6 separate regions of the Homo sapiens genome follow, and all the other regions are linked to region 5. A link is a contact called in ENCODE Hi-C or POLR2A ChIA-PET data. All regions are on one chromosome and are shown on one strand. Each heading gives the region's core, a stretch centred on a gene start or an enhancer-like site at or near the end of the contact. The rest is flanking DNA. Distances are from core to core; before and after follow the strand shown. Region 1 holds the start of ATG5 (autophagy related 5). Region 2 holds the start of ZBTB24-DT (ZBTB24 divergent transcript). Region 3 overlaps SESN1 (sestrin 1). Region 4 holds the start of FIG4 (FIG4 phosphoinositide 5-phosphatase). Region 5 holds the start of OSTM1 (osteoclastogenesis associated transmembrane protein 1). Region 6 holds the start of MTRES1 (mitochondrial transcription rescue factor 1).

Region 1 (4,801 bases), core at 1,466-3,965, 1.7 Mb after region 5:
TCATGCTATTGTTTGTGGCTTAAGAATGCCTTTAAGCAGTTTTCCGCCCTGGGCGGGCCAGGTGTTCCTTGCCCTCATTCCGGTAAGCCCACAACCTTCCAGCGTGGGCTTTATGGCCATCGTGAACACGTCACAGTGCTGCAGAGATTTAGTTGATGGCCAGTTTTGGGGCCAGTTTATGGCCAGATTTTGGGGGTCTTGTTCCCAACAGAGAGTCACCCCCAATAAGCTAAAACTTGGAGGAAATGGTAAGGCCAACAAAAAGAGCTCTTTAAAAGTTATCTTCATAGAAAAAAAATTAAAAATTTGCAGTGCCACTGATTTGGAGAAAAGGCATAATGTTCACAAATGGAAATGACAGAGACGAAACATACAATTCCCTTTATTTCCAAATTTTTGCTCAAGGAGCATGATCATCATATAGAAACAAGTGTAACAACTATTTAATAGGAATGCTGATAACTGGACCATATCCAGAGGAGAGATATGGCATGTGAAGAATGGCTGAAAGAAATGACAATGTTTATCCCTGAGTGCATTACGGGGCACAAGAGCTACCTTTTCATATTGAAATGCTGTCTTTTAGAAGAAGAGTTAGTTATTTCTGTTGTATGTTGTAGATGGGTGAGGAAGAGAGAAGGACAAGGGGAGAAAGAAAGAAAATGGTCAATTTATAAAAATTACAGGAAGTTGAATTTTAAGTCAAATCAAGTAATCACCTTTCACCTATTGGGTTTCTTCATACATAGTTTCCCCCAAAACAATTTTTTTTTTTTTTTGAGACAGGGTCTCTCTCTGTTACCTAGACTGCAGTGATACAATCATAGCTCACTGCAACCTTGACCTCCTGGGCTCATGTAATCCTCCTTCCTCAACCACTGGAGTAGCTGGGACTGTAGGCGCATGCCACCATGCCCTCCTAATTTTTGTGTTTTTTGTAGAGATGTGGTCTTGCCATGTTGTGCAGGCTGGTCTTGAACTCCTGGGCTCAAGCTATCCTCTTACCTGGGCCTCCCAAAGTGCTGGGATTACAGGCATGAGCCACTGTGCCTGGTCCCAACATTTTGTTAGGAAATAATTTTGAACACACAGCAAAGCTGAACAAATTTTACAGTGAATACCCATTTACAATGAACCTAGATTCTACCATCTAGATTCTACCATTATATTTTACCATTATATTCTACCATTATATTTTACTATATTTGGTTAATCACATATTTATCCATCTATGCGCCCCTAAATCCATCTTATTTTTTAGATACATTTTAAAGGAAATTTTATATACTTTTGTCTGACACTGGGAAGGCAATGCACCTTAATCCCACAAGCTTTCTTACAGAGGCTAATAGCTGTTTACTGGGGACACTGTAGTGAGGATTTCTGCATTGAGTAGGTGAAGAGGACCATAACTGTGGCTTTCAAACTTTTCTGACTGCTACCCTTACTAAGAAATGTATTTCACATTCCTATCCAGTGTACACCACATACATACTGAAGTAAAAATTTTGGGACACAATATTTACCCTTTACATGTGTGAAGCATGCTGATATTTTCTATTTTATTTCATTTAAAAAGATGCTGGGCATGCTTCCCTAACTTGATTTAGATACCCACTAATGTACTGTAATTTACCATTTGAAAATCATTGTACTTAGTCCAACTCCAAGAAGATTTTTCTTTTTAAAAGAATCCTGTGGCTACTACTAGAATTTTCCTTATGTTCCCAATTATCAAGAACCTGTTTTGAGTCTCAGCACAGTACTTACTTAACATGCATGGCGTTAAGGCACGTGTAATTAAGAGAAAAACCTTAAATGCCTGCTAAGACTTCTGGATAGAGCCAATTCAAAGATTCTTTATTAGTAAGTTTACCAATTATTACTATTTTTTTTTTGAGACGGAGTCTCGCTCTTTCGCCCAGGCGGGACTGCGGTGGCCCTATCTTGGCTCACTGCAAGCTCCACCTCCCGGGTTCACGCCATTCTCCTGCCTCAGACTCTCCAGTAGCTGGGACTACAGAAGCCCGCCACCGCGCCCGGCTAATTTTTTTTGTATTTTTAGTAGAGACGGGGTTTCACCGTGTTAGCCATGATGGTCTCGATCTCCTGACCTCGTGATCCGCCCGCCTCGGCCTCCCAAGGTGCTGGGATTACAGGCGTGAGCCACCGCGCCCGGCCCCAATTATTTTTACAAAGAGTAAGATAAAGATATGTACTCTTGGATGGGTGGGAGGGTTCAGTGCTCATATAGTCTTCTGTTAAATTAGGTTATTAATGCCTGCGGTGGTTCCAACAAAGTAGAGAAGAAGATCAAATAAGAAAATGGATGGGAAAGTACTTTGAAAACTAATGTTTTATTAATACTGTTGTGTGATGCCAGGAAGAAAGGGATGTTGCGATCAAGCTCTAGGGAGGCAGTGTTTCAGTATTTTAAAAACTGTTTTTGTGGAACTGTTAAGTTAACCTCCCCAAGCCCCAATAACTACGCTTTGACGCAAGATTCTCAGAAGAGGGTAGAAGCTATGAACTTGGAGAGGTTTGGTCGCGAGTTCAAGCGTACTGCCCCGTTGGCGCATGCTCAAGAGCGACTCGGGCCTCCTTGCTGGGTTAGGCAGAACACGGAGGGCGGAGTTCGGACCACGTGGGGTCTCGTGACGTCATCTCCGGGCGCCGAGGGTGACTGGACTTGTGGTGCGCTGCCAGGGCTCCGCAGCGTTGCCGGTTGTATTCGCTGGATACCAGAGGGCGGAAGTGCAGCAGGGTTCAGCTCCGACCTCCGCGCCGGTGCTTTTTGCGGCTGCGCGGGCTTCCTGGAGTCCTGCTACCGCGTCCCCGCAGGACAGTGTGTCAGGCGGGCAGCTTGCCCCGCCGCCCCACCGGAGCGCGGAATCTGGGCGTCCCCACCAGTGCGGGGAGCCGGAAGGAGGAGCCATAGCTTGGAGTAGGGTACGTGTGTGTGTCCACCTTGTGTGAGGAAATTCCTAGAGGAGGAGGGCTGGGGAGGGGCCAGGTAGGTGTGGTAGGAAGGAGGGGTGAGTAGTTGCCTGGAGGAGCGCCCGCCCGGCCGCGATGGCGGGTGAAGGTGGTTCCTCCGGGCAAGGTGGAGTTGGCGAGACGCCGGCCCGGAGCCCTGGGGCCGGTTGGCGGGTGTGGCCTGCGGGGTCCCTCTTGGGGTACATGTCTGTTGCTTACTAAGGTAGGAAAGCGAGAGTCTAGTCGCAGGCTCTAGAGTTCAGTTCAGGACCTGAATTGTTTGTGGAACACAGTTATTTAAACCTTTATTGCACAGTGCAGTGTGAGTCTGTCCAAACTCGGTGGGTATGTCCTCCAAGCAATTTATCTATTTACGATATTCCCTGTCTCAATAACAATATTTAGTGCTACCAAAGACATTTTCTGTTGGCAAGACACTTTTACATACTTCATTTGTACTTTGGATTATTTTAAAATTATCCTGAACTTGAGGAACCTAGGAAACTATTGGTTCTAGATTTTTCTGAGGGGTGAGGAGGTACAGCCTGTCTTGAGCAATCAGAACCCGGAGACTTACCAGACAGTAGCTGAACTTCCAAAGCCTTCCAGAATTGGCTTGTTAAATTTCTGAGACCTTGAAACTGGATACTTGGCTCTGAACTGAACTATTTGTGATTTCCATAGAGGGAGTTTCTGGTTGAATTTTGAATTTGAAAATAACGATGTTGTGCTCAGGGTAGTAATTGAGAGGTATTTTACACCAGATTTAAGCCTGTGCTTTTATCTTCAAAGATATGCTACTTAAAATTGGGGGAAAGTGTACAGAATGGAACTGTATGGATATGGATTTTTAGAATAGTGCACACACCTCAAGTGTGTATTTATTTCATTAATTTCCCCCAAACTGAGTACCTCCTATGTGTTAGGCACTGGACAAAACAGTAAACAAAATAGTAAACAAAAGAATAAAAATCCCTGCCATCATGAAGTTCCACTTTGGGGATGGGGTGAGAAGACATTGATACAAAAATTAAGGTACAGTCTTTCCTGTCCCTCGGCATCTGTGGGAGATTGGTTCCAGGACCTCCCTTGGATACCAAAGTCCTCAAATGCTCAAGTCCCTGATATAAAATGGTGTAGTGTTTGCAGATAACCTATGCACATCCTCCTATCTTTAGTTCAACTCTGCATTATTTATAATGCGCAATACAACTTAAATGCTGTATAAATAGTTGTTATGGTGTATTGTTTAGGGAATAATGACAAAAAAGAGTCTATACATGTTCAGTACTGACTTTTTTTTCCTTCCCCGAATATTTTTTCATCCATGATTGGTTGAATACAAGGACGAAGAACCCATGGGTAGGAAGGGCCAACTGTGTACGTCAAGTGGCGGAAAGTGCTAGAGAAAAAAACCAAAGCAGTGCAGGGGTATAGGGAATGCCAAGAGATGGGAGTGGTGGCCATAGAAAAGATGATATTAACTTGGAGGCCTACGGGTGATAAAGAAGGGTGCCACTTGGAAGGAGCTGCCACTGAAGCCCTGAAGCAGGCGCATACTAGCTAGTTTGACTGGAAAATAATGAACAAGAGGGAAAGAAGTAGTGGATACTTAGGTGGAAATGGGGCCAAGTCATTTAGGAGCATGTGGGAATTTATAAGAACCTTAATTTGTACTTTGAATGAGTTGGGTTTTGAGTAAGCAGTGAGTTGATCTAACTTGTGTTTTAAAAGATCTGATTGCTATGTTGACTGTATGCAGCAGGTGCAGAAATAAGAGTTGTTAGTAGGCCATTGACTGCATTTATCCAGGTTAAAGGTCGAG
Region 2 (4,942 bases), core at 463-2,962, 1.4 Mb before region 5:
ACAGCTGTCTCCATGTCATTCAGATCTCAGCTCAAATGTCACCCTATCCTGATTTCACTTCCCTGTCAGTCTCCATCATCATTCTTTATAAAATTTAACACTTTCTGAAACTATTATTCATTAGTTTACTTGTATATTTGTCCTGTCTCCCCTTAGTAGAATGTAAGCTTCATGAGAGCAAAGGCCTTGTTAGTTGCTGTATCCCCAACACCTGACGCCAATGTCTGGCTCTTAGTAGACACTCGATAAATATCTGTTAGATGAATGTATGACACCCCAAATCCTGTTCTGCAAGATTTAAATTTAAGAAGACCTGTTAGGGGTAGACCGGCTGGCCTTAACAAGAACAAAAGTTTTGAAAAAGTCAGTATGGATCCAAAACAAAATTGCCTTGAAGAAAGGGCTAGTCTGTGTTGTGGGTGGCTGATGCTGGAAGATCCTCCAGACTCAGTCTTTCCTCGCAGGATTATGCTCCAGTGAGCAATGATTGAATGAGGAAATGGAAGTACCTGGCTTACCTTGGCACTGAGTCTTCTTATGCCGTTGAGGACCTCTGGAGGGACAGTGATTTGACTGCAACCCTCGTAGCAGCAAGAAACAATGAGGTAGCTAACTTCCTGCTGGTATGCAGAAGTCAGGGAGCGCTCCCCATCCCACTTGTACCCCCACAAATCCAGAGGACTTAGAGACAATTCAATATGAAAGGGAAACCTCAGAGAAGGAGCATGTGTGGCTTGAGCTAGTTTTAATAAAATCTAGTAAAAATGTAAGAGCCAGGTTGCTAATTACACCTCCGGTTCAAGATCAGGGAGGCTATAGATGGCATGTTGGGAATCTGGAAATGGGCAGAAAAATAAGTAATTAGGTATTGGCTAAGAGAGAGAAAATGCTGAAATAAATGGATGGAAGCAGGTGGGGAGTAGATCTGGATGGGGCTTGTAGACCACATTAAGAAGCCTGGACTTTATCCAGAGGGCATGTGGGAGCCACATGGATTCTAAGCCAAGGAGTGACTCTAGTCTCTGGATCTCATATGTACTTGGAGAAATCCTCTGTACTTCTGCGAATTAAAGAGAACAACGCTGCAGCTGAGACCAGTTAGAAACAGTCTATTGAACAAAGATGATGAAAGTTTGAATAATAATGATCATTTTAATCACAGCAGACGAATTAAACCAGGCATTTCCTAAGCCCATTACATACTTAATTTTGTTTATGCAATAGCAACCCTACCAAAGTGGCACTAGTGTTAACATCTCCATTTTACAGGTAAGGTAAAGAAGTTGTGAGGGTAAGTAATTTGCCCAAGATCTCTCAGAACCCAGGTTTCTCTGACTGCAGTGCTCTCTTCATTCCCTTAGACTAAGGCATCAGGAGTGGGGAGGAAAAGGAGGCAGATGTGAAAAACATTTAGGAGGTAAGTAATAGTTATTATATTAGCACTAGATAATGACGATGGTGATGATGATGACAATGATGATGACGGTAAGGGGGATTTCATGCCTTTATACATTCAAGAACAACACCAGATTCGGTGTCGGAGAAGAGATAAAATTAAGGTATTGGCGTTGAGCTAACAGTTTAATACGATATAAAACTTCCCAAAGGGAGGGGTCACAACGCCTCTCCTGTCCATTGCCCCCAATTCACCGCAAAAGTCGCTCCTGCCTGGGCTCCCCGGCAGTGCCACACGCAGGACCTCGGGCGCCGACACCGCCCCGCCCCTGGCCGCGCCCCGCCCCGGCCACTGTCCCTCCTCCGAAGCCGCGCCCCTCCCCGCCCTGCCCCGGCCCCGGCCCCGGCCCCGGCCCCAAAGCCCCGGGCCTGCCATCTCGCCCCGCCCTGCCCCGCCCCGCCGCGGCTCCCCCGACCCCAGGCCTGCATTCTCGCCCCGCCTTGCCCCTCCCCTCCCCTGCCACGCCCCAACCCTTGAACTGCCTTCGCGCCCCGCCTTGCCCTGCCTTGCCCCGCCTTGCCCCGCCCCGCCCCGCCCCGCCATCTCGCCCCGCCCCGCCCCTCACCTCCCTTCCCCTCCCCGCCGCTCTCGTGGCCCCCACCTCCAGGGGCGCCTCTGCGGGCCACGTGGTTCGGCGTCCGCGCGCAAGCGGCTCTTGGCGCCGCGCTTCCGGGTTGGCTGTGGCTGTGGCTGCGGCGGCGGCGCAGGAGCAGAAACCGGTGCGGCGCAGAAGCCCCAGAGGCGGGCGGGGCGGAGCGGAGGGCCAGCGGGCCCCGGCGTGGGTCTCCCGCCAGGCCGCCGGGTGAGTTGGCAGCGACCCGGACCCCACCGGGCGCCCCTGAGCGGTAGGTCTGCCGCGCCGACCCCTCCCCCGCCGTGTGCTCCCCAGTCGGGCCCGCGGGGCCTGGGCGGGGAGGTGGGGGTCTTTCCGCGCCACCTCTCCCTGCTGGGACCACCCGGGGCTGCGGGGGGCTCCGCGCCGCCCCTAGTGTGTCTGGCGGCCCCACGCAGCTTAAGTTATTAGTATTTTATTGCAGCTACCTCACATTCACTTTGCACGTGCACATTTCTTCACTCTTCACATTGGTTCCCACATACGAAATGGCTAATAATCTGGGAGATGGAGGCAGCTTCGTTCTCCCTGAAATAGTTGTGCAACCATAGAAAGTTCGTGCTTGCGGAGGATTTTGGAGATGGTTAATCCCATTCCTTCATTTTATAGAAGGTAGACCCTGAACCGTTCCATGAATACTGGAGAGTCACTCAGCTAGTTAATGTGCGGCAGGAGGCTGAGGGAGAGAATTGCTTGAACCTGGGAGGCGGAGGTTGCAGTGAGCCGAGATTGCGCCACTGCACTCCAGCCTGGGCGATAGAGCGAGACTCCGTCTCAAAAAAAAAAAACCGCGAGCTAAGTTGTTTTGTTTTTGTTTTTTGAGGTGGTGGTCTCGTTCTGTCGCCCAGGCTGGAGTGCAGTGGCACGATCACGGCTCACGGCAACCTCGAACTCCCAGGCTCAGGTGATGCTCCTGCCGCAGCCTCCTGAGTAGCTGGGACCACAGGCGGGCGCCACCACGCCAGGCTAATTTTTGTATTTTTTGTATAGATGAATTCTCTCCATGTTGCCCAGGCTGGTCTCAAGTGATCCGTCGGCCTCGGCCTCCCAAAGTGCTGGGATTACAGGCGTGAGGCCACTGCGCCCGGGCCCAGAGCTAAGTTTGTAGACAGACAAAAATGGTAATGGTAAAATTCAGTTAATGATGTGAAGTGAATAGGAAGTTCATGTGGGCTGGCATTAACCTTTTAGACAGTGCTTTCTCCTTTTTAAACCTTGTTTTCTTATTTCAGATTTAACCCTTAGTGGCTTCTGAAGAAAATGGCAGAAACATCGCCAGAGCCTTCTGGGCAGCTTGTTGTACACTCAGACGCTCACAGTGACACTGTGCTGGCCAGTTTTGAGGATCAGAGGAAGAAAGGCTTCCTCTGTGACATTACTTTAATCGTGGAGAATGTACATTTCCGGGCCCACAAAGCCTTACTTGCTGCCAGTAGTGAATACTTCTCAATGATGTTTGCAGAAGAGGGGGAAATCGGCCAATCCATTTATATGCTGGAAGGCATGGTTGCAGACACCTTTGGTATCCTGCTGGAATTTATCTACACAGGTTATCTCCATGCCAGTGAGAAAAGTACAGAACAAATCCTGGCTACTGCTCAGTTCTTAAAAGTCTATGACCTGGTAAAGGCTTACACAGACTTCCAAAATAATCATAGCTCCCCAAAGCCAACAACTTTGAACACTGCTGGTGCCCCAGTGGTTGTTATCTCTAATAAGAAAAACGATCCTCCAAAGCGGAAACGGGGAAGACCAAAAAAAGTCAATACATTGCAGGAGGAGAAATCAGAACTGGCTGCAGAGGAAGAAATACAGTTAAGAGTGAACAATTCAGTTCAGAATAGACAAAACTTTGTGGTTAAAGGAGACAGTGGTGTACTGAATGAGCAAATTGCAGCAAAAGAAAAGGAAGAATCGGAGCCTACTTGTGAGCCAAGTAGAGAGGAGGAAATGCCAGTTGAAAAAGATGAGAACTATGATCCCAAGACCGAGGATGGCCAGGCAAGCCAGAGTCGATACAGCAAGCGGAGGATTTGGAGATCCGTCAAACTTAAAGATTACAAACTTGTTGGGGATCAAGAGGACCATGGTTCAGCCAAGAGGATCTGTGGAAGGAGAAAGCGCCCTGGAGGCCCTGAGGCCCGCTGTAAAGACTGTGGCAAGGTCTTTAAGTACAATCACTTTTTAGCAATCCACCAGAGGAGCCACACAGGTAATGATGTTTTCAAAGCTGATTGCAGTGTGTTGCAGAATTGGGAGTAGTGATGATAATAATAGCTTCCATTTACTGTGCAACTTCTGTGTGATGGGCATTGTAATAAAGCCTTTATACATGTTATTGCAGTTAATTTTCTCCACAATCCTGCAAGGTGGGTAATATCCTCATTATACATTGTATGATTAAAATCATATTTACTCATATGTAAGAGAGGGTTGCTAAAGTGCATAGTTTACAGATGAAGCAACCAAGTTCTAGGGAGCTTAAATAACTTGCCAGAGTCACCCGTTAGTGACAGAGCTGGGATTGAACCCAGGTAGCCTGGTTCAAGAACCCCTCTCATTTGTAGTTGTTGAATGAATCCTTTAATGTCCACTTATCAAGATCTAGCCCAATGTACCCTGCTTTCTGATTCTTGAACATTCTTCATCTTGACCATAACCATGCTTTTGCCCAAGTCTGTGTAGATCACTTTGTAACTCAGCTATCTAGCTTTAAATACCTTCTCATTTTTGGTCCCTCTAGCCCAGCGCTGACCAATGGGACCCTTCTGTGATGATGGAAATGTTCCTACATCTCTGATGTCCAATATGGTGGCCAGTAACCACATGTGGTTTTTGAGCACTTGAACTGTGGCTAGCGTGACTGAGAAACT
Region 3 (4,331 bases), core at 1,483-3,982, 1.0 Mb before region 5:
GATTGTGATGGTGATGATAATGATGCATTTGATCTAGATCTTCCATCTAATGAGTCAAACTTGAAACTGCCATTAGTTTAGAAATGGATACGCTTGATTTTTACGTGATTGACTTTCATACATCCCGCACTTTATCCACATGTATTGAAAATCCCTAATTGCCTTTTGTACATTAAATTCCATTTTAATACATCGTGTCATAGGGTACCACTGCCCCAGTGTAAGTGTTAGTAGTTGCCCAAAGTGACAGCAGATCTGGAGCAACCAGCCCTTCATTGGAGTCCAGCATCATTCTGGTATGCCAGCATGGCACCAGCAGGGAGAGGTTGCAGAGAGGCAGCTGCATGGATCATCCAGGTGATCAAGTGCACATGGAGAGACCCATGGCCAAAGTTTGTGCTTCAGTACCTGGACAGCATTGGAGGATAATGGTCAAGACCATGGGCTGTGAAGTTAGTCAGACCGGGTTTAAGTCCTGCTCTGCCAAACTGTGTGACTGGGCAAGTTACATAACCTCCTTAAGCCTCAGTTCCCTTACAGAGTTATGAGCAATGCTTACTGGAACCCAGTAAGCACTCAGTGAATGTGAGTACTTAGTATTCTATTCTGCCTCCTTCCTCTAGGGGAGGAGATAGGAAGTTGAGCCCTCTAGCACTATATGCCCTTAGAGCCCCCAAGTCTCCAGCCAACTGAGAAAGTTTTAAGCTACTTTAAAGGTTCATTGGTCCTAGGGGAAATAGTGCCTCTAGGAACTACAAGGATTTTATAAATATTGTTTTAGCTCTCTGGGAACTGGATTTCCCTTACACTGAGTTAGTCTCTTATTTCACTTATAAACATTTAAATTTCAACGTGTCTTCAGGGACACATAATATAGGAAAGCAAGTGATTGTTTGTATGCCGGTATTGCCAGTAAGCAACCGAATACTCTGCTCCTGGTTGATTCATGTCTAGTACTCCAAGCAAGTTATCTACTACAGAAGTTTCTTTCCTTGACGGTTTAATGAGGACATTAGAGCTGCCCTATCAGTGTTTCTACTGTGCTTCCCCCAATGGGAGCTTGACATACTAAGCAGAAAGTCTTCAAAACAGTGCTTTCTGTATCAGACAGCCTGATATAATTTAGAAGAAAGGAACTAAGCAAGGTTGAATTTGCTTGGTAATATCTGGCAGGTGTCTTTGGGGCTCCTGCTGAGCTCCCAATGCCTGCCTAGTTTATCTTCTGTGAATTGGGGTGGATGGGAGGGGAGGGGCAGAGGTGGCACCAGACTTTCCTGTCTGCTTTAAAATGTGCCATGGGATTGGAATCAAGTTGTCTTAAAGAGCCATTAGCAGTCTGTATGCTTTTGAAAACAAGAAGAAAAGGCATTCTGTATGCCACACCTAACCCTTAGCCCTTTTCATGTAATAATTCATTCAACCTTCCCAACATTGTATGAGTAGATATTTTTATTCCCATTTTATCTGTCAAGAAAAAACAAGGCCCAGATGGGTTAAAAACTTGCCCAAGTTATCATAGCTAATGCAAGTTGAATATGTCTTATCCAAAATGCTTAAGACCAGGCTGGGCACCATGACTCACACCTGTGATCCCAGGGTTTTGTTGGATTGCTTGAGCCCAGAGTTCAACACCTGCTTGGGCAACATAGTGAGACCTCATCTCTACAAAAAATACAAACATTAGCTGGGCATGGTGATGCATGCCTGTGGTCCCAGTTCCTTGGGAGGTAAAGTAGGAGGATTGCTTGAGCCCAGGAGGTCAAGGCTGCAGTAAGTCAAGATTGCACCACTGCACTCCAGCCTGGGCAACAGAGGGAGGCCTTGTTTCAAAACAGAACAAAATGCTTGGGACGAGAAGTGTTTCAGATTTCAGATTTTTTTTTTTTGGATTTTGGAATATTTGCATATGTATAATGAGATATCTTCGGGATGTAACCCAAATCTAAACACAAAATATATCTGTTTTATATATACCTTATCACATAATCTGAAGGTAATTTTTATGCAATACTTGGAATAATTTTGTGCATGAAATAGTCTGTATTAAGTACTTGTGTGTGGAATTTTTCTACTTGGGGTGTCGTGTCAGTTCTCAAAATGTTTCAGACTTTGGAGCATTTGGGATTTGGGATTTTTGGATTAGGGATGCTCAGTCTGTAAGAGGAGGAGTCAGGTTTAAAACCCAGGCTGTGAGACTCAAGAGTCTGTGCTTTCCAACATTATACCTCATTATCTGAATAAAAATTTAACGTTAAGATTCCTAACAGTAAAAATATATTACTTTCTTTCCCAAATTGTTTTCCTTCAAGGTAAAACTTAAAACTTTTCTAGGGGAAACCACATTCTCAGATGTTATTAAGTTGCATATCAAGTTCTTATTTAAACCTTGACCCATGTTGAAACTGATTTGAACCCTACTGAATCTTCATGTTTCACTGTGGTGTATAATTTTCATTATGTTGTCATTATAAAAGTTGCCTGATCGCAAGGATTCTATGGACTGAGATCCTGGAAATATGGTGTATAAAAGGCTTATTTTTATATTAAGAGATTCCTAGTAAGATGATTTATTTAATGCACTACCTAAAAGAAAATTTGGTATATTTCCATGAGCAATAGACTCAAGATTAGCTTTGAAAGTTAAAAGAGCATTCTCCTAGCTAGTTCATTGTTGCCATGACAGTGCTGGCAGTGCAAGTGTTGTAGTAACTCCTTGCAATGATCTTATTTTAGACCCTAACGTTTGCAGTGCTGAACGTCCCCTTCCCCGCCCCACAAGTAACTCTAGTGGAAAAGTACTGGTTTTATAACTGGCTTCTGGCTTTATAGCTGAAAGACTGCACTATTGTGGGCTTGAAAAAATAGTGTAGGAGTGTTGAGTATTTTTCCTGTGGATTATAAATGTTTGAAATCTCCCAAAATACGGTTTTGCATTACATATCATACAGCAAGTTGTTTATAGCTAAAAAGAAAAGGAGCCTCAATTGTCTTTAGAAATCAAGCCTAGGTTGTATAATTACATTGAGCTCATACAGAAATCATTCTCCCATTTGTATGCTCATGCATACTTCAGATTCAACTTATTCTTTTATTCAGTTATTATGGAAAATTATCATTAGAATCATAAAGGATTGTGTTTAAACAATGTAGAAAAGTACTTTTTTGCATCCCTTTCATAATTCAGCATTTATTTCATAAATTGTAACATTTTAGTCTTGATTTCTTAAAAAGCAAACTCACCTAAGTTATATAATGTTCAGAAATTACTCAATTTGAACTGGGTACCCGAACCAACATAATTGTTGAAGCATTTTTAACTTTGTTGCTTATATGTTTTAAATTAGATTTTAAAATACCTCATTGAGATTTTCTAATTGTAAATCCTATTATGACAGTACCATTAAGCACAAAATATTTGCAAATTTATAAGAGTAAATGCCATTTTTGTCCTTTTGCATACCATTTGTTAGGTCAGAGTTTTGATATGTGCGCTAAAAATCTGTTATAACATGATGAAACAAAATGATTTTGGCAACTGACCTTGTCAAGGAAGATGGAAAGTCTAACTGTTATACCTCATTAGTGACACCTGCTTTTTTCTTAAATACTACATTAAAGCTTAATTCATCTTCCTTAGGTGTTAAAGATTTAAACGTATCTTGCATGATTGGGCCTGTATTGAATATTAGAGTATGAATATCAGACAATCCCTTTTGTTTCTTTTTTTTTTTTTCAGTTTAGCACAGAAAAATAACTTTATAAGCAAAAATTTGACCCCAGGCTAGAATTGCATTTAGCCTTTCCACCAGGCAATGAGAATTTATCAGAAGTGTGTTTATTTTTATTCTCTTAGTGGTAATTATTCCGATAAAGAAATATCCAATTCCAGTCTACAATGGTCTTTGATGGCTCCCTCTTTGAATTTGGAAGTAGATATATAGTAATATATGAAGATTCAAACCTTGAGATAAATATTCTTTCATTTCATACAATATATTATTTTAATTGGTCAGAATGAGACTAAATTATGATTAGCTCCTTTCTCTTGTTAAAATACAGAATTACAGGGTTGTTATTTTTTTTCCTGAATCCCACAGCACCTCTATAGCAGACCTCCCTCTCCACCTAAGGCTGAAATAAATATGCTTTTTAAAGATAAGGTTAGAATTCATTTAAAATATTTCTTTATGTCTGACACTGTTTTGGCATTGTGGGGGATGTAAAAACAAAAGAAAACAACTATTGCCCTTAAGAATTTTGTAATGAAAATCGAAGAACAAATTAAGACTGGCTAAAAATGTGAAATTTTATGGTACTGTGTTGACAACAGT
Region 4 (4,609 bases), core at 1,221-3,720, 1.6 Mb before region 5:
TCCACAGCTAAATCATTCCTGCCAGACCCCCCCTGGCCATGAATGATTTGTCCACTCAGGGGATGATAACCAATCATAGTTGAGTCGATCAGATTTTTTCTCCCAGCACCTACACTGTTTTTGGCAGTACTCTGAGAGGGTTCTCAAACCTGTTATCTCTTTCCTGCTTTTCCAGAAGCTGGATACCATGCAATGGCTCCCCTAGCATCCCTCTGATAAATTTACCTTTTGTCTCTAAGCTGGCCAGAGTTAGTTTCCATTACTTAGGCAGTTGAGAGGGGTCACAGCTGAGTTCTGGAACACACCTCTATCTCTTTGTGTTAGAGCTCCTTAATCCACATCTATTGAGAGACTACTGTTTGCAAGGCATGACCAGATATGTGCTGTGAGGATCAGCAAGGTTTTGACAGGAAAAGAGGGGGTGTGGCATTAAGAGAATAGAGAACAGCAGAAAAACACAGGGCAGATATAGGGAACTGAAAGCAATACAGTTTTACTGCAGAATAAGGCATATGAAGGCACATGGTTGATCCTCAATAAATGTTTCATTAATTGATATTAAATTAGATGTAAAACTAGATAGACAAGTTGAGGACAAATAATACATGGCTTTGAATGCCAACTAAGGGATTCAGAGTTTACTTGCTTCAGAATTGGGACCACTGAAGATTTCTGAGCAGAAGAGCCCTATAATATGAATTGTGCTTTCTGAACACTAATATCTCACGCAGTCCTCATGAGTGATCAGCTTTTTAATGGGCTGAAATTTGTGTTTTATTTACGGCCAGATGCGGTGGCTCATGCCTGTAATCCCAACACTTTGGGAGGCTGAAGCCAGGAGTTTTAGACCAGCCTGGCCAACATGGAGAATCCCTGTCTTTTATTAAAAACACAAGAATTAGCCGGTCATGGTGTCACATTCCTGTAATCCTAGCTACTTGGGAGGCTGGGGTGCGAGAACTTCTTGAACCTGGGAAGCAGAGGTTGCAGTGAGTGAGCCGAGATAGCACCACTGCACTCCGGCCTGGGTGACAGAGCAAGACTCTGTCTCAAAGGGAAAAAAAAAAAAGTTATTTATGTTTCTAATGAGGGAAATTTAGCAGCATATTTTACAGAAAATAGGTTTCATTTCAATGACAAATGATACTTCTTTATGGGTCTCATTAGAGAACTGAAAATACTTGCAAATACAGTATATTTGATAATGTCATTTTCTGCTCTAGATCTAATCAAAGTTGTCAGCAAAATTAATTTAAGGTCCACAATTCTCTACTCATGTTAACCTGAGGGAGAGGTTATTGTGCTATTAGGACTACGTTATAACTGAGAAACTGTTAAATGCCTTCTCATACTCCTCTAATGGAGACAACCCAAGTTTCAGAGAAACAGTTTATAAAGCACTCTATAACATAGTGAAGAGCATTATGAAAATATCTGGCATATGCAATCTTGTTAGCATGAAATGGGTAATATTAAACACAGTCCCTAATATCACTGTGGCACCCCAATTTAGAAGAGCTATACTGTACCAACTTTGCTTTCCACCCACAGAAAGGACCAAGTATGAAGTTATATAAACACCATTCTCCCTTAATTGAGGAACTGGTAATCGAAATACAAACTGATCTGCTTATTCACTATTTACATGGCCATTCAAAGTAATAAAATTTTAAAAGTAAATGTTATGTTGAAAAAAGTCAAGTGAAAAGCAAGATGTTATCCAAACAAATTATCTGTCTTTAAACAAAGTAAGTTTTCCTTTCCTTTCAAATAAGAAAAAAAGAGAACCAAAAAGTTCACCAATAGAAGTGTAATTCACATGAATCGCAGTGATGGTATACCATGGAATAGGAAAAAATAAGTTACAAGTCATAGTTCAAATTTTTTTCATACCCCTGCCTGTACTGTAACTTGTGAACTCTAGAACTTTAACAGACTTTCTGAAAGCTGAAAAGAATCCAGTAACTCGTACAGAGAACCTCATGAACAGTTCCTGAGGTACCACAAGCACCTGTTTCCAGCGTGTTCCAGCCATGGCTTGTAAGTGGACCTGCAAATGCTGCAATGTCCAGGGTACCAAAATAGGGGAAAGGCGCCCAGGCACAGCTCAAGGGAGCTAGCTTACCCCAAGGCTGTGTTTGACAGGGATTTGGGAACTGGAGAGGAAGGAGGAGGAGGCAGAGTACAGCCTCTGTCCTACGGCCCCACACCCACCGGCAGACATCCATCCTCCCGCCTGCGCCCCGCCGCGAGGGGGTACTCACAGCTCTAGTCTCATACAGAACCAGCTTCTGGACCGAGCTGATGATGGGGGCGGCGGCCGTGGGCATGGCGGCGGCAAATGGGGGCCCCACAACAGGGCACGAGCCTCCGGACCGCCCCAGGAGACTCGGCGAGAAAACCCCTCAGGCCCTGGACATCAAGTCCAGCCAGGAACAACACCCATTAGGCACTAAACCTATAGATGATCAGGTGTTTCCGGATCCCTGCGCCCCGCCTCCAGGCAAGCCCCGCCCCTCACGTCGGGAGCGGGGCTGGAGGACGTATCATAGAGAGGTCGGGTAGAGGCTCCCGGGACCTGCGTGCTGCCGAGAGAGGAAGCGAAGGGCACCATCTTTGGTAAGGATTGGAGGAAAACATGGGCGGAGAAAAAGTCGACGGATTAATTGAGTCTATTTATCTCCTCCCTCTCTTTGGAAAAAAGCGGAAGGTTTGGGATTGGGTAGCTTCTTTTGAAAAGGGTTCTCCGAGTTGCAGGATAGATCCTTGTGTTTTCCCTGCCTGCTGCGGCCCATTTTCCTGGAAGCCGGCCCTCTGACGGTCCTTCACTGAGTGTCAGTTTTCCCCTCACCTCTAATCCATGTTGTACCTACGCTGTGTGGCCCAAGAAATTGTTTTAAAATCACCTAAAGCTGGAAAGTGTGGCTTTGCCACACGTTTGTGCGTGAGGCTAGCCACTTGAAGTTGTCGACAGAGACTAGCGCAGTGTGGCGGAGCCGCGCTTGAAATGAGGTTTCTTCATTTCATGTGTGCGACATAAATGGGCATGCGCGTACCCTCTCTTCCATAGTTGTGAAAATGAGTGTATTATAATTATAAATGCCAAATTAGGTACAAAAGTGACTATTTCGAATTGGAAAAGAAATGACAAAGAACTACAGCCCCGCCTCTCGAGGCCCCGCCCCACCAAGCAGCAGGTGCGTGGCGGCCAGAGGTCTCCCCGGCAACCGCCCGACAGCCCCGCGGAGTCCCTGGAGGCAGTTGCTTCCCTGAGGAGGGTCCGGCTGCGGCCAGGTAAGGAGCCTTCCGGCGGCCCGCTGGGTCGTGGTCCGCCCTGGAGGCATCTTGGTATCTGTTGCACGGAACCCCGCCTCCTGCGGGGACCCCCAGACCAGCTTCTTTTCTTGCAAAACGGTCTCTTTGTAAATCCACTTTTTAAAACCACGTCTCCTTTCAACGACTGAAGTATTTATTCCACAAATATTTACTGAACACCTACTGCAAGAGTATAAGATGTAGGGGAGAGGCAGCTATCCTATCTTAGGCGGCAATTCTAGGTTTCCCAGGAAACCTCTAAACCTCAGAAACCTCTGCTAGAGGGCTTCTCAACTGCTAAGTGTAAGGAAACTTTAAAAAAAAATTATAGAATTATAGCATACCCAGATAACATTCATGTAATACCAAAGATCATATTGTAAATTAAAATTTGAGAAATTACAAAAATTGTAAAGAAATACTTAAGTCTATGTTATTTTGCGCTTCTTTCCCCCTGTAGTTTGGTACTCCTTTTATTAAGAACTAGAAGGATGGCCGTGTCCGTTCTGGCATTTTGGACTTGGATCTTTTAACTGGGAAAAATAGTTAGCTGTGTTCTGTTTCATAATGAAACCAACTCTTCTGAATATTAGTTAAATGTTTGCACAGTGTTTTTATCTAGGATAGCAACTCTTAAAATACCTGAAGGATTCTAGTTTTCAATTATTATAGTTTAGCACTTCCATTTTAACTTTATCTTAGTTTATTTCACCCGGAATCAGATCCTAAGACAAAACTTTGAAGGCAGGTTGTTTATATGAGACGTAATCCCAGGAAACAGCAGCAGGGAGGGGAAGAAAACTAATAAAGGAAATATTACCAGAGAAATTTCTCTGTGGGCTGAATTCACTAGGGAATACTGGGAGGCATGTCTCAGTTATCCCCTCTTGAGGGGCAAGGAAGCTGGAGTATTTATTCGCCAACTTCCATCAGTTATTGGATGAAGCCTGATAGGGCAGAACATTGATGCCCTAGAACTTCCAGTCTACCCTGTGTTCAGGGAGAGTAGGTTCTGGCAGCCAGAGAAAGCCCTTAGGCAAAAAGTCGCACATGCTAACATTTTGGAAGTTGGGCTGGTCGTGCATAGAAAAGGTGTATGTCAAGTGGATATGGGGGAGGCACTAATAGCAGCTGCTACATTCCACCCTTTGCAGCACTCGTATCCATTCTTCCTCCACATCAAGTTCACACCATGCCACCCTAATTCTTTAAGGTAGTGGCTAGTCTCAATTTTTAAAAGAAAAGGACTTACAAAAAAAAAGATTAATGGGACAAGCTGCAGAATCCACTACTG
Region 5 (4,683 bases), core at 1,736-4,235:
TAACAATAAAAAATAATATAAATTAAAAACCCAACATAGTATAACCACTATTTACATAGCATGTATATTGTATTAGGTACTATAAGTAATCTAGATATGATTTAAAAGTATAAAGAGGATGCTTTAATAGCATGTAAGAAAAAAGAAAAAGAGTATACGGAAGGAAATGTGTTAGGTTATATGCAAATACTATGGTGTTTTATGTAAGGGACTTGAGGATCTGAAGATTTTGGCATCTGTGGGGGGTCCTGAAACCATTCCCCTGCTGGTATCAAGGGATGACTATGTATTTTAAGCTATGAATTTGCACTATTTCTAATTTTAATCCAACATTAGAGTTCATTTCTCTCTTTTCATATTTGTAACTTTCTTCTCTGACAGTCTGAAACTGAACTCCAATTATTCTTAATATATTTACTGATTCCATCAATCCTTCTGAATGTAAGCAACCTCCCAGTCACTGCTGCCCAATCCTCTGCATGGAGACCCTTCTTATCCACTGAGAACCCAATACTCTGCATCAGGCTGATGCTGCCACCCTCCCTCACACCACTGTCCTCTTCAGCTTACCTATGCTCTGACACCTCTCTCTGGGCCTCTGACACCCCATTCCTACCAAGCACCGATGCCTATCTTGCTCTACTTGACCTTTAAGATTGAATTGTTCCGGGAATGGAAAGGAAAGGAAGAGGGAAAGTGTCTGTAATTTCCTTAAGTTTTTTTTTTTTTTTTTGAGCAGGAGCACAGTGGTGTGATCCTGGCTTACTGCAACCTCTGCCTCCCAGGTTCAAGAGATTCTCCTGCCTCAGTCTCCTGAGTAGCTGGGATTATAGGCATGCATCACCATGCCCGGCTAATTTTTGTATTTTTAGTAGAGACGGGGTTTCACCATGTTGGCCAGGCTGGTGTCGAACTCCTGACTTCAGGTGATCCGCCCGCCTCGGCCTCCCAAAGTGCTGGGATTACAGGCATGAGTCACCGTGCCCGGCCCCTTAACATGCTTTTTGAAGCCATCCTTTTACCACTACAAACAATATTGTAATGAATAAGTGTCTATGACAAGGTTGTGAACTTGCTGCATCAAAGAGCTTGTGCATTTGCAAGGTTGTTGGTTCTGCACATTGATTTCCATAGAAGTTAACAATTTACACATCCACCTGCAACACAGGATGGTGCTTGAAAGAATTTAAAAGAAAGATAATTCTAATACATAGAAAGACCTAAGAGTTACATGATGACTTTTGCAAAACTTAAGACAACTTATTTTCTCTTTTGGAAATACGTTTATTGTTACACAAATCAAATTTCCTACTATTCAGTTTCTTAGTAACAAAAATGAAACAAAATTTAGCTATCCCAAGCAAATTTAGGAACATAAAACAATAACCAAACAGACGGGGTAAAAAGTAACTATAAGAACCCCCAGGCTGGGCACAGCAGCCTGTGCCTGTAGTCCAATTGTTTGGCAGGCCGAGGCAGGAGGATCCCTTGAACCTAGGAGTTCGAGGCCATCCTGGGCAGTCTAGCGAGACTATGTCTCAAAACCAAACCAAACAAAATACACAACAACAACAAAAAAGTTTTTGAAGAACCCTCAGAAACATAAATTAGGACCCTAAGCTAAGTAGACTTTAGTGCAACAGCTCTGCAATTTACAAGGCAAAAATTACAACCCTGAAAAGCAGGATGACACAAAGCCCGGAAATAATTTTCTACCAACCTGGTTGGTCAGATACTTGTCAGAAAACTGTTTTCCAGGTTATGAGCTTAAATTCTTTTTACAGACTGGCAACGGTATCAGGACGCTTTTTAGAGTGTCCCCTGCTATTGCCTCGGGCATGTCAGAAACTGGATAGGAGTTTCAAGTTGAGCAGTTTGTCCAGGATTTCCTGGGCTTTAGCACTGAACGCGCTGCGTCCCTGGTACCCCTTCAGTTCCAAGCAAACCTGCTTGTTGGCCACTGTAGGACCAGACTTACGTCAAGTACAGTTGCCACTACACAGATGTGGCTACTTACATTTAAGTTAAATACTTTTTACTTTTGAGATGGAGTCTCACTTTGTCGTGCAGGCTGGGGTACAGTGGCGCGATCTCGGCTCACTGCAGCCTCGACCTCCTGGCTCAAGCCATCCTCCCCGCTCAACCTAGGACTACAGGCTTGCGCCACCACGCCCAGCGGCTAATTTTTGTATTTTTAGTAGATACGGGGTTTCGCCATGTTGGCGAGGCTGGTCTCCAACTCCTGGCTTCAAGCGATCTGCCTGCCTCGGCCTCCCAAAGTGCTGGGATTACAGGCGTGAGCCACCGCGCCGGCCCTAAATTAAATTAAAAATTCAGTTCCTCAGCCGGCTCAACACCACACATGTGGCCAGTGGCTGCCTTAATAACGCAGATGTAGAATATTTCCCTCATCTCACAGAGTTCTGACAACGCTGAGGCAGACAGTTGAGAGTTTTTTTAAAAACAAAAACAAAAAGCTTGGAAACCGCTAGTCTCCACCACCTATAATAACCAACGGGCATTATTACTCTCTCCAAATGGGATGAGGAAAAAACTACGCTAAGGAACACCATGCAGAAAATCTGCCGAGGCACAGGCCAGCGGGGTTTCTCTGCGAACGCAGCCGACGGCCATTTCCACAGCGGAGGCCGTCGTCGGTCCAGCGAGGTAAGAAACTTGTAGGACGCCCGGAACTCCCAGAGGGTTGGGCGTTCAAGGGTCAGGACCCCCGAGATGCAATTGTCCAAAGCGGTGGGTGCTCGTGGTCACCGGCTGGCGAGCCTCGGCTACGGATACCCCAATGCACCACTCCGCCCCGCCCCGCGCCTAACGCCGGCTGGAGAGCGCGCGGCCGCAGGGTAGGCGCCCTCCCGCACGCGCGAAGGCCTGCGGCCCGGAGGCAGCCGGCAGCCAATGGGGCGGGGCGCCGCGCGCAGGGGGCGGGGCCGTGACGCGCCCTCCTCGTGACCCGGCTCTCGGCCTGCGCTCGCGGAAACCGGAAGCGGCGGCTGTCCGCGGTGCCGGCTGGGGGCGGAGAGGCGGCGGTGGGCTCCCTGGGGTGTGTGAGCCCGGTGATGGAGCCGGGCCCGACAGCCGCGCAGCGGAGGTGTTCGTTGCCGCCGTGGCTGCCGCTGGGGCTGCTGCTGTGGTCGGGGCTGGCCCTGGGCGCGCTCCCCTTCGGCAGCAGTCCGCACAGGGTCTTCCACGACCTCCTGTCGGAGCAGCAGTTGCTGGAGGTGGAGGACTTGTCCCTGTCCCTCCTGCAGGGTGGAGGGCTGGGGCCTCTGTCGCTGCCCCCGGACCTGCCGGATCTGGATCCTGAGTGCCGGGAGCTCCTGCTGGACTTCGCCAACAGCAGCGCAGAGCTGACAGGGTGTCTGGTGCGCAGCGCCCGGCCCGTGCGCCTCTGTCAGACCTGCTACCCCCTCTTCCAACAGGTCGTCAGCAAGATGGACAACATCAGCCGAGCCGCGGGGGTGGGTACAGGACCACGTCCGGGACTGTGGCTCAGGAGAGTTGGGAAAGGAGGAGGGTGTAATGATGGTCAGCGCTGGGGGCCTCAGTTTCCCCAACAGTAAGAAAAAGGGGTTGGACTGAGTCTGTAGAGTTGGGTCATCAGAAAAAGGGGGTGGCATTATGGGGCTTGGGATTTGGGTTTTTGCTTCCAAGAATGCTGTTGGACATCTTTGGTTCATATAGGTGTGATTGGTTTTCTTGGGGGTCCTGATTCCCCAACCCTCTTGCTCTTCCTCCACCCACTCCACCACGGCTTCTTCTCATCTTCACCTGGAGTTGCCAGGAAGGATCCTTTTCTGAAACAAGTGGGGTGGAGACACTGGTAGTGGTTAGAAATTTGAGCTTTGTAGCCAGAAATGTTCATGTCCACCAACTTCTAACTATGTAACCTTGGATTAATTATCTTCTCAGAACCTTAGTTTCCTCCTCTATAAAGTGGAAAGAACATCTGCCTAATGCGGCTGTTGGAAGAATTAAAAGAGATATTGCCTGTGACTTCATCTTAGTGATGTGAACAGTCTGGAGCTAGCTAGCGGCCAGGACTCCAGTTCCACTCTGCTTATTAGCGGTATACTATGGGCAAGTTACTTACATTCTCTGTGCCTGTTTACTAATCTGTAAAATGGGGATAAAAGGAGGTTTTAGAAAACAACACATAGTAATACCTCTAAGTAAATGGGAGGTAAATTTTTAAGAAATTGTAAGACTGCTCTTCATTCTTCATACCTTAAGGGTTCTCTAGGTGTGTGGTAGCTGCTGTGAGGCACTTAATTTTAAAAAGAAAAACAGACAATTCCTGCTCCTAAGTACTTTATAAAGTTTAGACTAGGAAAAGATTAGAGTGTCAGGGTTGGTGGGAGTCACGAGGTGTGGGCCGGATATGCTTGGTAAAGGAAAAACATGAGGAATAACATTGGGATTGGAGAATGAGAAAGTTCCTCTTGTATTACGGGGACAGCAAGTAGTCTCATGAAAATGTGGTTGGAATTATTCCATAAATTTAAACTTGTCTAAACTTGTTTATAGTTGCACTAAATATAAATTTGTACCTAGTTGGATCCTGCTTTAAGTCAGCCTGTTATTTAAAATAAATCTGTCATGGCTGTGTGCGGTGGCTCATGCCTGTAATCCCAGCACTTTGGGAGGCTGAGGCAGGGGGATCACCTG
Region 6 (4,343 bases), core at 236-2,735, 1.0 Mb after region 5:
GGTGAAACCTCGTCTCTACTAAAAATACAAAAATTAGCCAAGCGTGGTGGTGCACACCTGTAGTCACAGCTATTTGGGAGGCTGAGGCTGAAGAATCGCTTGAACCTGGGAGGGGGAGGCTGCAGTGAGCCGAGTTCACACCAGTGCATTCTAGCCTCGGCGACAGAGCGAGTGTCAAAAAAAAAAACAACAAAACAGGCCGGGCGCGGTGGCTCACGCCTGTAATCCCAGCACTGTCGGAGGCTTAGGCGTGCGGATCAGGAAGTCAGGAAATCGAGACCATCCTGGCTAACACGGTGAAACCCCGTCTCTACTAAAAATACAAAAAATTAGCCGGGCGTGGTGGCAGGCGCCTGTAGTCCCAGCTACTCGGGAGGCTGAGGCGGGAGAATGGCGTGAACCCGGGAGGCGGAGCTTGCAGTGAGCAGAGATCGCGCCACTGCACTCCAGCCTGGGCGACAGAGCGAGACTGCGTCTCAAAAAAAAAAAAAATAGCCGGGTGTGGCGGTGTGCGCCTGTAGTCCCAGCTGCTGGGGAGGCTGAGGCAGGAGAATGGCGTGAACCTGGGAGGCGGAGCTTGCAGTGAGCCGAGATCCCGCCATTGCACTCCAGCCTGGGCGACAGAGCAAGACTCCGTCTCAAAAAAACAAAACAAAACAAAACAAAACAACACCCTGTGGAATAAAAATTGATCAGGAGGACGGGTGCATTCGAATGAATCAGGAAAAGAACACGCAATGATGGACCCTGGGAAGTGACCTGATGGAAGTTCATTTTAAAAGATCTCTTTGGCGTTGGTGTGGGATGAGTGGAGAGATGATCACGGCAGAATCCCATAGGAGGTTTTGGGTGACATCTTCAGGAGAGGTATACAATCTGAACTAACCGAAGACTGTAAGAAAAGCAGTGTCTGTAAAAAAAGCAGCGCTGACTTTGACCTGCTTGACGCCAGGAAACGCTCCACATTCCTGAGCCCGTTCACCGCTCCGTAAGATGGAGAAACTGGTCTAAACGCTTTGAAGTCTAATGCAGCTAAAGATCCTTCCCTTTACTTGGAGACCTCGGAGGCTGTGGGCTGAGACAGGGTCGGATTCCTCTCGCTCCCTCCCCACCCCCGCGGGCAGTGCACCTTCCTGGGTCCCCAAGGTCAAAGGAAATGGACAACTGCGTCCCCGGGTTCGCAGTCTGCATTCGGAGCCAGCAGGAGCGACAGGAGGCAGGAACGGAAGGCTTCGCCGCGCTCAATTACCACAGTCCCTGCGCAGCCCTGAGCTCGCGGGGCGTCCCGAGGCTGGCAGGACACGGGACACTCACGGGGAGACCCGGCGGGAGCGTGGGCGGGGCGGAGAGGCGAAGTGACAGGGGGCGCGGGCAGGGGGCCCGGCGCGGCGCGCCAGCAGAGGCGCACTCACCTGTACGTCAGGCCCTCTCGTCCCTCCCCGCGGCCGCGCGGACTGCAGGCCTCCAGGCTACCCCTATCTGCGCCCCGCCCCTTCCGCCGGCGCCGGCGCAGTGAGAGCGGGTCGGGCGGGGCGCGAGGCCAGGGCGGCAGCGAAGCAGCGACCCCTGCTGGAGGCCGCGTCTTGGAGGACTGCGCGGGAAGTAGGCTCGGGGCACACCATTCTCCCGGGTTCACGCCATTCTCCTGCCTCAGCCTCCTGAGTAGCTGGGACTACAGGCGCCCACCACCACGCCCGGCTAATTTTTTTGTGTTTTTAGCAGAGACAGGGTTTCACCGTTTTAGCCAGGATGGTCTCGATCTCCCGCCCTCGTGATCCGCTCTCCTCGGCCTCCCAAAGTGCTGGGATTACAGGCGTGAGCCACCGCGCCCGGCCATCTTAATTCTTTTTTCTTTTTTTTTTTTTTTTGAAACCGAGTCTCACTCTTGCCCAGGCTGGAGTGCAGCGGCGTAATCTCAGCTCACTGCGACCTCCGCCTCCCGGGTTCAAGCGATTGTCGTTCCTCAGTCTCCTAAGTAGCTGGGACTACAGGCGTGAGCCACCATGACCGGCTAATCATCTTAATTATTAATGAAGTGATCCTTTCTCTGGGACCACTAACCCCTTTGAACATTTTTTTTTTTGACAGGGTCTCACTCTGTTGCCCGGAGTGCAATGGTGCGATCTCGGCTCACTGCAACCTCTGCTACCCAGGCTCAAGCTGTTCTCCCCACCTCAGCCTCCCCAGTACCTGGGACTCCAGGTGTGTGCCACCACGGCCTGCTAATTTTTGTTTTGTTTTGTTTTGTTTGTAGAGATGGGGTTTCGCCATATTGCCCAGGCTGGGACTCAAGAGAAGCGATCTTCCAGCCTCAGCCTCTTAAAGTGCTGGGATTACAGGTGTAAGCCACCGAGCCCGCCCTCTTTGAACATCTCCAAGAGATATAGGCGTTGTTTCCAGAAAAATGTGCAAATACGTCAGACTCGCAGTTTAAGGAAACATCTTTTCAAGACCAACGCAATTTACACGTGAGCCAATTCCCCTTTCCCTCCCAACCAACTATCCATCCATTCGTCCATCCATCCATCCATCCATCCATCCATCCCTCTCTCATTAGGTCTGTCTGTGGAGAACTCTGACTCATACACCAAACAAGATGTCACCCTGCAACATTCTAACAAAACTTCTAGTCAAAGTCACAGATGACCTCTGCAATGTAAATCCAAAGGTCTGGTCTCATTCCTCAACTTACTTGAGTTATAGGATACCCCATTGGTTTCACCTACCTCACTTGCCACTTAATCTTCTTCCCTGTTTTTTCTTTTGTTTTGTTTTGTTTTTTTGTTTTTGAGAATGAGGCCTGCTCTGGCCCCCAGGCTGGTGTGCAATGGCATGATCTCTGCTCACTGCAACCTTCACTCTCGGGTTCAAGCGATTCTCCTGCCTCAGCCTCCTTAGTAGTTGGGACTACAGGTACGCACCACCATGCCCGGCTAATTTTTGTAGTTTTAATAGAGACAGGGTTTCACCAATATTGGCCAGGCTTGTCTCAAACTCCTGACCTCAAGTGATCCACCTGCCTTGGCATCTCAAAGTGCTGGGATTACAGGCATGAGCCACCACTCCCAGCCAGCTGTTTTTTCATTACATCCTTAGAATGCCAAAGAGTAAGTGCCCCATACTTAGACCTCTAATCTTTTTCCTTTTTATCTATCCTAGTTCCCCAGTCGATCTCCAACAATTTCGTGGCTTTAAATATTATCTATATATGGACGATCCTCAAATTTGTATTGCGAGCCGAGATCATTCTCTTGCATTCAAGACTACAACTGCCTACTTAACATCTTCACTTGGAAATCTAACGGAAATCTCAAACTTGATAGGACCAAAACCCAGATCCGGGTCTCAATGCGTTCCTCCCACAGCATTCCTTATTTCAGTTAATGAGTCTTCCACCCTTCCTGTTACTTAGGTCAGATATCTTAGAGATACACTCAATTTCTCCCTTTCTGTCTCACCTGGGATTAGAGGCGTGCACCACCACACCTAGCTAATTTTTGTATTTTTAGTAGAGATGGGGTTTTACCATGTTGGTCAGGCTGGTCTCAAACTCCTGACCTCAGGTCATCCACCGCCTCAGCCTCCCAAAGTTCTGGGATTATAGGTGTGAGCCACCACGCCTGGCGGCTTACCTTTCTTCAGGCTATCCTCAGGACAATAACCAGAGTGATCCTATTAAATCACAAATCAAATCCTGTCATTACTTAAAATCCTCCTGGGCTGGGCGCGGTGGCTTATACCTGTAACTCCAACACCTTGGGAGGCCGAGGCGGGCAGATCATGAGGTCATGAGTTTGAGACCCGCCTGACCAACATAGTGAAACCCTTTCTCTACTAAAAATACAAAAATTAGCCGGGCGTGGTGGTGTGCGCCTGTAATCCCAGCTACTCAGGAGGCTGAGGCAGGAGAATAACTTGAACCTGGGAGGCGGAGGTTGCATTGAGCCGAGATCGCGCCACTGCACTCCAGCCTGGGTGACAGAGCGAGACTCCATCTCAAACAAACAAACAAACAAACAAACAAAAAACCAAAAACCCAAAACCATCCCAGGCTACCCACCTTATGTTACAGTTAAAGCCAAAATCCTTTCAATGGCTGGTGAGGCCTTCTGCATCTGAACTCACCTACATTGCTGACCTCATCTACACTACTGACCTCATCTCCCACCACCTTCCTCCTCCCTCTCTGGGTTCAGCCATACTTGCCTCCTTGCCATTCCCGGATGAGGTCCCTGGAAACCTCAGATGATGTCTTGCTTTAGGGCTTTTGCACACTTTCTTCCCTCCATCTGGAATCCTCTTCCCTCAGCTGACCACGTGATTTGTTTCCATACTTCCTTCAG

What was found. Hi-C counts contacts between places; a loop is a spot of excess contacts on that map. ChIA-PET counts read pairs that join two places held with the same protein, here RNA polymerase II (POLR2A). Pooled maps may share reads with other maps.
Region 1: a loop to region 5 is called in a map of CD4-positive, alpha-beta T cell, with 9 times the contacts of the local background. The contact joins the promoter of ATG5 here to the promoter of OSTM1 in region 5. A Hi-C loop is called at or near these places in 3 of 168 maps with a recorded cell type or tissue (CD4-positive, alpha-beta T cell, CD8-positive, alpha-beta T cell and naive thymus-derived CD4-positive, alpha-beta T cell) and 7 of 50 pooled maps.
Region 2: a map of sigmoid colon shows a loop between it and region 5 (14-fold over the local background). The contact joins the promoter of ZBTB24-DT here to the promoter of OSTM1 in region 5. A Hi-C loop is called at or near these places in 2 of 168 maps with a recorded cell type or tissue (naive thymus-derived CD4-positive, alpha-beta T cell and sigmoid colon) and 10 of 50 pooled maps.
Region 3: a map of ascending aorta shows a loop between it and region 5 (3-fold over the local background). The contact joins the enhancer-like site here to the promoter of OSTM1 in region 5. A Hi-C loop is called at or near these places in 1 of 168 maps with a recorded cell type or tissue (ascending aorta) and 2 of 50 pooled maps.
Region 4: a map of CD8-positive, alpha-beta T cell shows a loop between it and region 5 (4-fold over the local background). The contact joins the promoter of FIG4 here to the promoter of OSTM1 in region 5. A Hi-C loop is called at or near these places in 5 of 168 maps with a recorded cell type or tissue (CD4-positive, alpha-beta memory T cell, CD8-positive, alpha-beta T cell, ascending aorta and 1 more) and 14 of 50 pooled maps.
Region 6: a loop to region 5 is called in a map of CD8-positive, alpha-beta T cell, with 10 times the contacts of the local background. The contact joins the promoter of MTRES1 here to the promoter of OSTM1 in region 5. A Hi-C loop is called at or near these places in 4 of 168 maps with a recorded cell type or tissue (CD4-positive, alpha-beta T cell, CD4-positive, alpha-beta memory T cell and CD8-positive, alpha-beta T cell) and 13 of 50 pooled maps. POLR2A ChIA-PET finds 5 or more read pairs at or near these places in 1 of 52 experiments (AG04449).

What each region holds. Positions count from the first base shown.
Region 1 is chr6:106,323,674-106,328,474 of GRCh38, reverse strand. ATG5 (autophagy related 5) reads left to right here and starts at 2,715. Exons shown (of 8, transcript NM_004849.4): 1 at 2,715-2,949. RefSeq lists enhancers at 2,516-2,835, 2,856-2,905, 4,553-4,801.
Region 2 is chr6:109,480,414-109,485,355 of GRCh38, reverse strand. ZBTB24-DT (ZBTB24 divergent transcript) reads right to left here and starts at 1,712. Exons shown (of 4, transcript NR_187591.1): 1 at 519-1,712. It overlaps ZBTB24 (zinc finger and BTB domain containing 24), which reads left to right and starts at 2,137. Exons shown (of 7, transcript NM_014797.3): 1 at 2,137-2,258; 2 at 3,302-4,281. The coding sequence starts at 3,330. RefSeq lists silencers at 1,637-2,076, 2,157-2,446 and an enhancer at 4,145-4,646.
Region 3 is chr6:109,078,597-109,082,927 of GRCh38, reverse strand. The region is part of intron 1 of SESN1 (sestrin 1); the gene reads left to right. Among named protein-coding and RNA genes, the nearest start is that of SESN1, 14 kb to the left of the region's middle. Within about 2 kb of position 2,732, at least 12 of the 41 ENCODE cell types and tissues checked have a DNase peak (open chromatin) inside an H3K27ac peak, as active enhancers do; they include ascending aorta, where a contact is called at or near this core.
Region 4 is chr6:109,689,157-109,693,765 of GRCh38, reverse strand. FIG4 (FIG4 phosphoinositide 5-phosphatase) reads right to left here and starts at 2,470. Exons shown (of 23, transcript NM_014845.6): 1 at 2,265-2,470. The coding sequence starts at 2,330. It overlaps AK9 (adenylate kinase 9), which reads left to right and starts at 2,564. Exons shown (of 41, transcript NM_001145128.3): 1 at 2,564-2,619. RefSeq lists an enhancer at 2,517-2,986.
Region 5 is chr6:108,073,043-108,077,725 of GRCh38, reverse strand. It overlaps OSTM1 (osteoclastogenesis associated transmembrane protein 1), which reads left to right and starts at 2,985. Exons shown (of 6, transcript NM_014028.4): 1 at 2,985-3,476. The coding sequence starts at 3,075. RefSeq lists a silencer at 2,775-3,214.
Region 6 is chr6:107,025,341-107,029,683 of GRCh38, reverse strand. MTRES1 (mitochondrial transcription rescue factor 1) reads right to left here and starts at 1,485. Exons shown (of 4, transcript NM_016487.5): 1 at 1,413-1,485. RefSeq lists enhancers at 767-866, 977-1,086 and a silencer at 1,197-1,666.